Linked DNA regions of Homo sapiens: all the other regions are linked to region 4. The links are chromatin contacts, found by Hi-C or POLR2A ChIA-PET in ENCODE. All regions are on one chromosome and are shown on one strand. The core of a region is the stretch at or near the end of the contact, and the rest is flanking DNA. Distances in the headings are between cores, read along the strand shown. Region 1 overlaps ZFHX3 (zinc finger homeobox 3). Region 2 holds the start of ZFHX3-AS3 (ZFHX3 antisense RNA 3). Region 3 overlaps ZFHX3 (zinc finger homeobox 3). Region 4 has its middle 22 kb from the start of HCCAT5.

Region 1 (2,700 bases), core at 166-2,665, 190 kb after region 4:
GCCATGTCTCCAGCAACCTTGAGTACAGGGCTGACTGCAAGGAGGAGGGGCCTGAGTTGACCTGAACTTTGAAGAATCCACGCACGTGCTTGTCTGGGATCAACATAGCTCTTTGGGGCTCTCTGTTTTAGCCCAGGGATCAGAAGTTTTTTTTCTAAAAACCAAATCCTTTCCTAGTGACTCACCGCCCAAGTATGAAACACAGGAAAGACTTTTGTCCTTTTAACTTGAGGACGAGTCGTCTCTACTACAACATAAACACCAGACACGAAGAATGAGAAACTTACTGTGCTCAGGGTGTGTGCTATGATGACTAAGGCAAACTGAGATTCTCCTCCTACGCTGGACACTCTGATGCGTGGTCACTTTCCGCAGACCATCTTCATACAGAAGACCGTGATGTTTATTTCCACAATAAGAATTTGATCTCACTATTAGATATTGTAACAACAACACCAACAACAACAACAGAAAAACCTACACAGTGCCTTAACACCTTTGTTCTCTTGGTGGCCCCAGCGCTGCGAGTCCAGAGGTCATTATCCGATTCTTGAGGGCTGATGACCTACTTCTGATTTCCATATCTAGCTGGCCTTGGACAGACAGGCCTGATCGAATTCTGCAGCCATTTGATTCCCTGCGGACCTGTGCCCAGACCCTGGGCGGATCTGAAGACTTCCTCAGAACACATAAGACCGGGGAGATTTGTGCCATACCGGGCTGTTTTCTCTGAGCTTTGCTTTAATCAGGAATGTAGACTATTTTTTGGTTTTGGTAGATGGCGTGCAGGGGCAGGGCATCCAGTCATTCCTGTAAGGCATTATTACAGGGCTAATTGGGAAATAGTGATTCTTTTTCAATAACTATTTTGGAATCACCCCCCTTTCTCCCCCGCCAAGTCTCTGTTCCCCTTGGGATTGTCAGGCTCACGTTGAAAGACCCCCAGAGGGAAGGATGTTGGCATATATCATAGATATCTGGAAAGAATGTTTCAACCACACCTGGCTGCCGTGTGTGAGGACAAATTTAATTTATTTTAAAAATCTGGCCACAGGCGGCTTTTTCTGTTTGTTTCTTTAGGGGGGAAAAAAATTGAAAAGCAGCAGCAAGCTATGGTTCACATTTGTTTTCTTCCAGATTGGACCAGCCAGGAGAAGAGAGATTATCTCTAAAGGATATGAAAGGTTTAATCATTTTAATTTTGTTTTTATTAAAGTATATCATAACTTTTTTTTTTTTCAACATGCCTGGGTAGAACAGGAGAGAAGAGGAGGTAATATAAATATACAGAAACCCTCAAGCATTTGGTTAATAAAACTTTCCAACGGGCGATGCCTCGTGGGGAGGAAGTGGTTGGATGGCTGGGGATGGTGGGCCGACTGGGGAAGGCGGTGACTGCGCTGAATCGTAGCCAGCATCTTGCAAGCTTCCTGTCCAGTTCCAGCAGACACTTGTGGGAGCTCAGAGCTTTCATGAAACTGAATGAGAAGAAGCTCTGACTGTGGGCTTATTCCATCATGTTTCTCAAGCGAGACTGGATCCCTGAGCCATCTGTGGCTGAAGAAGTCTGAATTTACAGAGAACAGTAAAATTTGCTTCTATAAGATTCTTCCACCCCTACCATCTCAATGAAATATTTGAACCCGGTTATTTTGAAAACTTGCTTTAGGCCAAAACCTCTGAAGTTGCATGCATGCACGTGTGTTTTATGAAGCGGCGAAGTTGGGATAAAAATAGCCTTAGTTTTTGGATAGAAAAACTATCCTATAAATTATGGTGAAACTGAGTAACCAGGATGCTAGATTAACAGGATTTTAGGCTCGTTTTCCCTTTAGGACAGAAAAATAAGCTCATTTCAACATTAATTCAATTGTCAAAAATCACCGGGGCATGGGCTGGAGTTATCATCACAGGTGTTCACTGTGGCCTCCCCTCTCTTCCAGGGCTGTAAAACTCTGCAAAGGCGTGACTGTTTGGAATTCCAGCCCTGGGACCGGGCAGGTTGTTGCATCACCTGATAATGATGAAATTATCTTTACCATTATGTTCTTACAAAGGCTTGAAATTTGACTTGCACATTTTAGACATCGCTTTAAGCAGCAGGATTAAAGCATTGTCATCTCGTTACACCTGACTTAACGTGGCAGTTCAGTTAACCCTATACCAGTCTTTAAGTTTTTGGCTGCATTAGCGTTTACAGTACTTTCCACAGCATTTTTATGGGCGGAATGGTTTGTTCATCAAGGAGAAGCAGCTCTTCTAGTGAAAGCTGCAACTCCAGTTCCCTGAATGAAGTAGAAACTGCACTGAGGCTTCAACTTAGCCGTGTGAGCAATGATCTGGCCTCTAGCAGGCTGTGTAGATAGTCACATGTTTTATGAAATTTCCCTCAGGGATTCCCGGGGCATCTGGGCTGTGCCTCCTGGCACAGAGGGCTTCCAAGAGGAGCTGTGTTGGATCTGCAGCCTCCCTGCAGGGCTGGGCTCACAACCAAGCCAGGTCTCCCCGCTGGGAAAGGGATCCAGAGCCCAGTTTCTGCCCCCAGTCTGCAGGTATCTGCCGTATTCAGTGAGCTGTGTTCCAGGTGGAAGAGCGGCCAGGCCACCTTACTGGCCTGTAAGTTTGGAATTCCCTATGGGAGTTCCCTATGGGAATTCTCTATGGGAGTTCCCTGAGCCAGTAAGGGGCAGTTTTCTTGGT
Region 2 (2,700 bases), core at 67-2,566, 160 kb before region 4:
CCACACTCATACAAGCACACATTTGCCACGATACCTTCACACACGCACACACACACACTGCAGACACAGGTCTCTATGAATGCCAAACACATGCGATGGAGGGTGCCCAAGTCATCCACAGCTGGTTTATTTCCTCCTCATTTGGGTCTCCGTGGCTCACTTCTGCAAAATCTATTTCTCCTGCTCAGGAAACTTGGAATGTACTGGGGAGTCCTAAATAAGGAAGCAATGTGAAATTAAAACCTCAATCAGAAAAGAAGGAGGATATCTTAAAAGGGTGACCTTCCAGTCCCAGAAATCCTTAAAGAGCCCCAATTCCACTCATGTGAAAGAGAACCATTTAGCTCAGTTAACTGAACACCCAGAAAGAAAGAAAATCCAGCTCGTTTTATTACTTGAGGTCCCCACTTTGTCATGTGTGTTTGGAACACTGTATTAAAATCACCAAGCCAAAGCTGGGTGACAACAGAAGAGGAATCCCAAACTGGCACCCCCATGGCTGTCCAAATGGCAGACGATCGCCTGGCACGTTTGCCAGAAACCCAACCAATGGAAAACTTAATTTCCTCAACCTCCTTTTTCCAGCGTCTTTCAGTAACCCTGCAGCAGCTTCTGCAGACAAACAGAGAATCAGCAGCTCCTGCTATCAGAAGGTACATTTGAGGGTTGCTTTTAATAAACTGAAGCAGAAGCCTCCCATAAAAAGGAAAGGACACAGGTTGGTTTTTATTGTTTTGGTTTGATCTGTTCTGGTTTTGGGGTTTTCATTTTTTTTCTCAATGTATGACATCACTGTATACCCTGGCATACCGTAGCTCTTTCCTCTGGACTCTGGTGGTCCCTAATTCTGTCCCCTTGTGCTCACACGATATTCCGTCCTTGGCTAAGGAACATCGAGCAATTCCCGTCGGAGCTTCCCACCGGAGCGACGGGTGTTTTCTCCGAGCTGCAGACTTGATTTGCCTCGATTTTTTTTTTTTTTTTTTTTGGCTCTGGTCCAAGATGTTTTCCTGTCATCATTTCACTGTCTTTTCCAGTAATCCCTTTCTTAAACATTGCCAACAATTAGTCGATCTAACTCTACCACCACCACTACCCCCCACCCCCATATCCACGCAAACACACCCTCCACTGAACCCATCACTGTCTCATCTTGCCTTGAAGTATAAGAAATTACAGCTTCTCATTAGCTGGAGAGCACGATTGGAACGGCTCTGTGTTTACTCACTTAGTAAGTGATGCTGGCCTTTTTAATTATTCTCCCTCCGCGTGCCATCAGAGAGCAGCAAGCTGTCCAAGTCACACCGCACGACTGCGCCTCCTCCGCAAGGCAGTTGGAAGTAATCGTGTTTTACCTCACTGCTGCCGCTGTCTTCCTTGCCTGTCAGCAAGCCAAGGAATCCCCCCAAAGCTCTTACGTAGGAGATACCAAAACTGTGAGTCACTTTGCACTCCCAGAGCAAAGTCCATTGCGTCCTGCACGTAACAGCAGACCCAAGATGGGGGTTTCCTCCAAGCCATCGAGATTCCCTGGGACCAGATGTCCAGTCATCGATTCCTTTTTTCTTGCTATTGCTCCCTCTTTCTCTTCCACCCGTGTCCATTCCTTGGTTTTGAGGTGCTTTTCTCTTTTTCTCTTCCCTTCTGTGTTGCCGACAGCCGCAGACCCAGCAAGAGCTGGGTCCCTCTCGCCTTCTGTTATTTTTTTCCCCCGCAGCAGCCTTTGCCTGCTACCTCTGCAAGCTGGATCACCAAAGACACACGACTCACTCACAATGAATAATCAATACGGATATTGATCTGGGGAAAATGTTTGTAAATTCCTGAAAGGGAATCAGGAGCAGGGGCAGGGAGGCTCGTGGAGGACGACACTGCAGTGCTCCACGGCCGGAGGAGGCAGAACCGCATTTGGATCCCAGGTCTCGCTGGCTCCGAGGTGACGGGTACCGGAATGCGTGCGAACCAGGGTGTGCGAGTGTGAGGAGGGGGTCCTGTATTCTCATTTCTCTACAGCTGCTTTCCCCGAAGAATCAAGAGCCAAATGGTCGGGGAGCTCCCGTCAGCGCCATGTCTTGGCTGCGGGCCAGCACTGTTTTGTTTTCATTATCACACGCTACTTTGCAATTTGCATAAATACAGGGTTATTTTTTATCGTGTCGCCCAAAAGATAGAAAAAAAAATAGAAGTCTTTGTTGTGTGCAAGAGGGGCTTGCTGCCTACTCATCGAGGCTAAGGATTTACCTCCAAGGCAGGGCTTTGGAGCCTATGTAGAGAGCTCCAGAAGAAATATGCAAAGAAGTGGTAATCACAGAGAGAAAAGAATACAGGAGACAAAGAATGGAATTTAACGAGAACTGAAGGGCACTCGGCGTGGTGAAACCCAATATTAGGGATACATTTGCTTCTTGGAGAAGTGGCGTAGACTTAGACAAGCAAAGTAGAGATAAGGACCACCAGGATCTAACCTGTGTCCCTGTTAGACACATTTCACGCTCTCAGCTGGAACGAACTATTGATCCCTGGAGGAAAAGGTATGCAGGACAATGAACACGAACTTGCCTTATCACCCCCTCGCTGCTTCCAAAATGTAGAAAGAGTGAGCACAGATAGAGCGTTCCCTCTCAGCTGCTATGCGCTGATGGTTTTCCAGCAGGTGAGAGGTTTTAAACGTGGTCTTTTTCCCTCACTTGCCCTACATCT
Region 3 (2,700 bases), core at 103-2,602, 130 kb after region 4:
GGAGACTGAAATCACTGGGAAGGGGTCTTCGTTCCCTGGGTCAACAACATTTGTGGAGTACTGATTTTGTGCTGGCCATTGAAGTAGGATTTTGTACAGACTCAGGCTCACGAATGTGTAATGTGTTACTAAAAAACTTGTTTGGGGCCATGGCTCACACCTGTAAACTCAACACAGGGAGGCTGAGGCAGGAGAACCACTTGAGCCCGGGAGTTCAAGACCAGCCTGGGCAACATAAACAGACCCTGTCTCTATAAAAAAATTTAAAAAATTAGCCAGGTGTGGCGGCACACACCTCTGGTCCTAGCTGCAGTGGGGACTGAGGTGGGAGGATCAGCTGAGCCTGAGAGTTCAAGACCAGCCTGGGCAACATAGCCAGACCTCATCTCTACAAAAAATAAAAAAATTATCAGGGTGTGGTGGTGCTTATAGTCCCAGCTACATGAGAGGGCTGCGGTGGGAGGATTGCTTGAGCCGAGGAGGTCAAGGCTGCAGTGAGCCATGATCACAGCACTGCACACAACCTCTGCCTCCCGGGTTCAAGTGATTCTCCTGCCTCAGCCTCCCAAGTAGCTGGGATTACAGGCGCCTGCCACCATACCCGGCTAATTTTTGTGTTTTTAGTAGAGACAGGGTTTCACCGTGTTGGCCAGGCTGGTCTCGAACTCCTGACCTCAAGTGATCCGCCCACTTGGGCCTCCCAAAGTGCTGGGATTACAGGCCTGAGCCACTGCACCCAGCCTGTATCTATGGGCCTTCGGGACAATGAGAATGATAATGTCGGGGTTTGGTGTTTGCTCCCAGACCCCTTTTGCCCTTGGGAGCGAGTCTGTGTCACTGCAGTGGTCCTGCAGATGCCTGTTGGCGCTACTGAAGATCTGGGAGGAGCTCCGATTGTGTTTATGGCAGGGAGTGTCTTAGCAGAGTGGCTCCATCTAGCTTTAGAACATGTCTTGCTGGTTTCGAACAGGGCTTGTTTGATTTGAATGTTTCATGTTCCAGATTCTTTACGAACTGCTCATTGTCGCAGGCCCAGGAAGGTTCTCTGAGCAGCATCGGATGTTTTTGCTCTGTGGAGGGTACTCTGTGCCTCGAGATGGGGGTGGGGGAGATCAAAGGTAACCCCACTGGCTCGTCCCCAGCTGAGGAGTCCCCTGCTCCAAGATGGTTTTCACTGTGGTCCTCCCATAGCTCCTGTGCCTTTGTCTTCTATACTTCCCCTCTACCGCCATGTCTCTTGTTTTCTAAAATAATTATAGATAGAGAAGCATGGGGAATATTCCTCGGCTCCTCTAGTGAGCCAGGCCAAGTGGCGCGGGTCCCAGGGCTATGTGTCCTAGACATGAGTCAGCAAGTGTGACTCCGAAGCCAGCTGTGCTTGAGGAAGCACTGTGGGGAGTGATTTGGCTGGAGACTTCTGTTTGTGCGTGGTTGTTCACTTTCTGGTTCTCAGATTAGGCTCTGACCATTTTCATTATTAATTTTTTTTTGCCCAGACTGGGTTCACATTAGTGATGGCTGCAGCTGTCAGCGGAGGAAGACCAAACAACTCCTCCAGGGACAAGAGCTCTGACCTCTGTCCCGTCTCTTTGTGTCCAACTCGGAATCCATACTCGGCTCTCTTCACCTCCAGGGTCTTGCCGCCCTAATTCATGTCTCTGAGTGTTTAGTGCTTTGGGGTTATCCAAAACTCATGCCTTGGGGGCGTGCCGATTTGCTCTGAGGTGGTGAGTTCTCGAGTGACACCTCTGTGGATGGCTATTCCTCCCTGATGTTCTAGCTAGCTTCCCGAGGGACCCACCAAATTCTCCAGAAACTCCCTCTCCCTTCCCGCTGCCTCCCGCAAACACATTCGGACGCCTGTCTTCTTTTCCTGGCCTGTGCTTTCTTCCTCTTGGAGTGTGGCATTTGGAATCAAGTCACCTGGGGAGATTTCAGACAACAGCCACAAAGCCCAGCTCCGCTGAGGGGAGACTAATTACACAGCTAATTAATCCAACAGATGTCATTTTAAGTGCTCATTTCTGTGTGATTTGGTTACACACGCCCTGCGTTGCTGAGATGGGCACGGGGCCCTGTTGGAAAGTATCTTTTATTTTTTAATCAGACTTTAAGGAAGAGCATATTTCCTGTCCATCTTTTATGCTCTAGTGACATATCCCTGGTTTTCCAGAACTGTCTCTCCAGCTGCTGTACCCACACACGGCATCTCTGCCCCACACGGGTGTCACACTGTTTGGCACCACGCTGGTCTCTGCGTCATGTGCTAGGTGGTTTCACCAACTGGTTCGTAAACCTCTTGAGGACCTGGATTGCCTTCAGTTTTGTGAGTTTCTCAAGAATGCAGCACAAGTAGACATCAGCAGGTGGTTATCCGTTTCTCTCCATTTACTCTCTTGTCTTTACTGACAGCAAGTTTCTTTGCAAGAAAAGTAGCTGAGGAGTGTCTGAAAGGTGTTGTTTTACAAGTGGAGGGTTAAGAAGTATAGGACACCAGTGATTGTTGGAAAACTGAAAAAGTCGTGCATAGGACAAACAAACCAAAAAAAGGCTCTTGGAGGCAGAGGAGGAAGGTCAGGAAGTGAGAGGAGATGGTGTTTTCCTTCCTTCCCTCTGCAGTGGTAGAAGTGGAACAGAGAGGATGGAAAGGTACTGCCTTCTGCAGGTGGCGTGGGAGCAGCTGCGGGGTGTAGCATGGCG
Region 4 (2,700 bases), core at 23-2,522:
GAGGTGGAAGCAATGGGGCCCATCAGTGTCTGCCTTGTGCCCCTTGGCCTGAGACAGCTGTTCCCTTTGATTCCCAGTGGTGTCACCCTGTGGCCTCACTACCTTGCTGTCCGCTTTCAAAGCAGTTTCCAGGCACACCCTATCTCCACCTTTCTGTGAGAATAAATAAACACTTTGAGGCTCCCATGTCTTTATTAAACATTTCCTCTAAACTGCATGCTCTGGCTCTGTGCCCACGTGCACCAAGAAAGCTGCCCAGGAGCAGCCAAACCCCAGAGCCCTGCCTGCTGGTTCTTCCTATAAATAGGCCTTTGAACAGGCAGGAGGCACCTGCATGGACTGCCACTCCTCCCCTCCTCTCTGCATCCTGGCTTTCCCAGCTCCCCGGGTCTCAGGCTGGGAGGATGCTGAGCAGCCTCCCCAGCCCCTGATAGAATGAGCAGCAGTATCGGCGGCGGCGGCGGCGGCGGCAGCAGCAGCAGCAGCAGCAGAGAAAAGACCAGGAGCGAGTTGCACGTGCTCCCTCCCTCCCTCCCTCCGCTCAAGGCCAGGAGCTGCTGGGACCTGTGGTCTGGCAGTGGGGAAGGCAGGGGAGCCTGGTCAGCAGCAGGGTGGGAAAACGTGGAATGGAGACTAGAAGAAGAGAAGCTGTACATAAATAAAGAAAGAAAGCATGTTTGACCAAACCCCCAACACCGAAATCTCGAAGCTCAGTGGAGCAGGAAATTGAATGGCTGGACTCCGCAGCCTTGCCTGGCCCTCCTCCCCCTACCCCTGGCCCAGAAGACTTTTTAGGCCTCCAGACTTTTTTTTTTTTTTTTAATTTAGAAATCTCAAATCTAGAGAGAAAGAGGAAAGGTGTTTTTAAAAGAGTGAGGGCTCAATGGCCACAGATCTGAAAAAACTGAAAAGCGGGGGGCGGGGGGGAGGGTTGGGGGGCGGGGTAGGGGAGGGAGAAAGAAAAGGGCACCCAGATGTGTGTGTGTGTGTGTGTGTGTGTGTGTGTGTGCGCGCGCGCGCGCGCGCGCGCGCAAGACGGTCTAGGAACCAGCCCGCAAGGGGAAAAGAAAACAAAGGAAAGTGTGACATGAGAAAGACAGAGAAATAAGTGGTGGAAGGCGTGAGTGGTGGGGGAGGGGACCGGGCGCTGGAGAGAGGCAGAGAGGATGGATACCGGAATGCAGGCGGCCTGGGGAGGGAGGGAGGCTCACATGTGCGAGAGAGAGAGAGAGAGAGACAATGATGTCAGCATTTCCTTCTGGATTGGTCACGTGGTCCTTGCCAGGTAAACAGACTGGAAATAGACTCCATAAAGGCAGTGCCTGCCGAGGGAGGGCGGGAGACGAATCCCGCTTCACCCTTTCCTCTCTGCTGCGTCCTCGGCAAGCAGGTTTTCACGTCTGCGACAAGGTGGTCTCAGAGTGGAATTGCATTCTTACAAGTCAAGGAATATGATTCGGAGAGGAAAAGCTATTCGCTTTTATAATTAGCTCAAGGGGTTTGGAAACATTTTGATTAAAAAAAAATAATAGAGGTGGGGACAAATGTGAATCTAAGCTCAGATGCTATGAGTGTCTTGGGCCAGGGATAGCTTATCTTTGTGTCTTCTTTGGAAGGGGCTCAGATGGATCTAGATTAAGGATGAATTGCACGGCCGCAGTTTAGAGTGAAAGGATCAGATGCAATAATTATCAACATTAGGAAACAGAAAATGCTAACAGATTCAATGAGAATACATTAAAAGAGTTTGATACAGTTCAGTGTGTGACCCTGGTGCCCCAGGAAGGAATGGAGACCCCACAACAGAAAAGAAGTTGAAAAAAGGTACAATGACTTTCAAGCAGTGTTCTTTAAAAATGGTATGAAAGGATTCTCAAGCAAAACATGGCAGGAGTTCGGGGCACTTTAAAATGGGAAAGGGACCTCTGGAAACTTTATCTGAAAGCAAACTGAATGAAGCAGGTAATTTTTCCACCTGGAAAGCTCTAGAATCCAAAATGGTAGTGGGAGGAAGAAGTGTATGGATCTTTCTTCAAATGCCTGGAAATAAGGCTTTTGCGTCCATGATGAAATATCTCATTTAGATCACTCTTCGAACAATTTTGGATTGACAGGATATACCATTATGACCAGTTATTTTCTGACCGGGTGGAAATTTGGCCAAAGCCCGTGGGAAGTGGAGTGACCAACTCAGTTTTTCAGAAATGAGTGGGTTCCTAAGATGCAGTTTTAAATGTGGGACAGTCTTAGGTAAACTGGGACCAGTTGGTCACCTTAGTGGGAAGCTAGGAGTCCTAGTCTAGTCTTCATGAATATAATGAGACAATTCACCCCTTCCCCTTCTCTACCCACCAAAAAATAAAACAAAACCACCTTTCATTCTGTTTTTCTCTCATTTCTTATTCTCTCCCTCATTTCTTTTGCTTAATCTTCCCTGATCAGTTTATAGCACTGCATGGCTAATTTGGGTGTGCACGATTCTGTAGACGGACACGTGAGCTGGCAGAATATAGCTAAACTGAACAGTTGGCTTTAGTTGCACCTGGGAAAAAGGAGGGGAAAAAACAAGTGTGCATCATTGCTTCTTCTTTTGCTTCCCCCCTGCCACCCGCTTAACATCCCTTATTGGGGGAGAGGGTGAGAGGCCAGTCAGTATGCACAAGTGTACTTTCAGCCCTCGGGTTAAAAGACAGATATTTG

What was found. Hi-C counts contacts between places; a loop is a spot of excess contacts on that map. ChIA-PET counts read pairs that join two places held with the same protein, here RNA polymerase II (POLR2A). Pooled maps may share reads with other maps.
Region 1: a loop to region 4 is called in a pooled map, with 2.4 times the contacts of the local background. The contact joins two enhancer-like sites. A Hi-C loop is called at or near these places in 1 of 50 pooled maps. POLR2A ChIA-PET finds 5 or more read pairs at or near these places in 4 of 52 experiments (HepG2, MCF 10A, activated T-cell and 1 more).
Region 2: a map of IMR-90 shows a loop between it and region 4 (2.0-fold over the local background). The contact joins the promoter of ZFHX3-AS3 here to the enhancer-like site in region 4. A Hi-C loop is called at or near these places in 1 of 168 maps with a recorded cell type or tissue (IMR-90). POLR2A ChIA-PET finds 5 or more read pairs at or near these places in 3 of 52 experiments (AG04450, RWPE1 and endothelial cell of umbilical vein).
Region 3: a loop to region 4 is called in a pooled map, with 2.4 times the contacts of the local background. The contact joins two enhancer-like sites. A Hi-C loop is called at or near these places in 15 of 168 maps with a recorded cell type or tissue (A673, CD14-positive monocyte, Calu3 and 11 more), 1 of 37 single-sample maps with no recorded cell type and 14 of 50 pooled maps. POLR2A ChIA-PET finds 5 or more read pairs at or near these places in 11 of 52 experiments (A673, AG04449, AG04450 and 8 more).

The regions. Positions count from the first base shown.
Region 1 is chr16:72,875,131-72,877,830 of GRCh38, reverse strand. The region is part of intron 4 of ZFHX3 (zinc finger homeobox 3); the gene reads left to right. It overlaps LOC124903715 (a long non-coding RNA gene), which reads right to left. Exons shown (of 2, transcript XR_007065111.1): 2 at 1,191-2,700. Among named protein-coding and RNA genes, the nearest start is that of ZFHX3, 170 kb to the left of the region's middle. RefSeq lists an enhancer at 1-787. Within about 2 kb of position 1,415, at least 20 of the 41 ENCODE cell types and tissues checked have a DNase peak (open chromatin) inside an H3K27ac peak, as active enhancers do.
Region 2 is chr16:73,231,397-73,234,096 of GRCh38, reverse strand. It overlaps ZFHX3-AS3 (ZFHX3 antisense RNA 3), which reads right to left and starts at 1,316. Exons shown (of 2, transcript XR_007065112.1): 1 at 1,229-1,316. It also overlaps a transcript of ZFHX3 not described here. RefSeq lists an enhancer at 715-1,914.
Region 3 is chr16:72,937,648-72,940,347 of GRCh38, reverse strand. The region is part of intron 3 of ZFHX3 (zinc finger homeobox 3); the gene reads left to right. Among named protein-coding and RNA genes, the nearest start is that of ZFHX3, 110 kb to the left of the region's middle. RefSeq lists an enhancer at 1,204-1,498. Within about 2 kb of position 1,352, at least 25 of the 41 ENCODE cell types and tissues checked have a DNase peak (open chromatin) inside an H3K27ac peak, as active enhancers do; they include A673, CD14-positive monocyte, IMR-90 and 1 more, where a contact is called at or near this core.
Region 4 is chr16:73,069,248-73,071,947 of GRCh38, reverse strand. It overlaps a transcript of ZFHX3 not described here. Among named protein-coding and RNA genes, the nearest start is that of HCCAT5, 22 kb to the left of the region's middle. Within about 2 kb of position 1,272, at least 32 of the 41 ENCODE cell types and tissues checked have a DNase peak (open chromatin) inside an H3K27ac peak, as active enhancers do; they include A673, CD14-positive monocyte, IMR-90 and 2 more, where a contact is called at or near this core.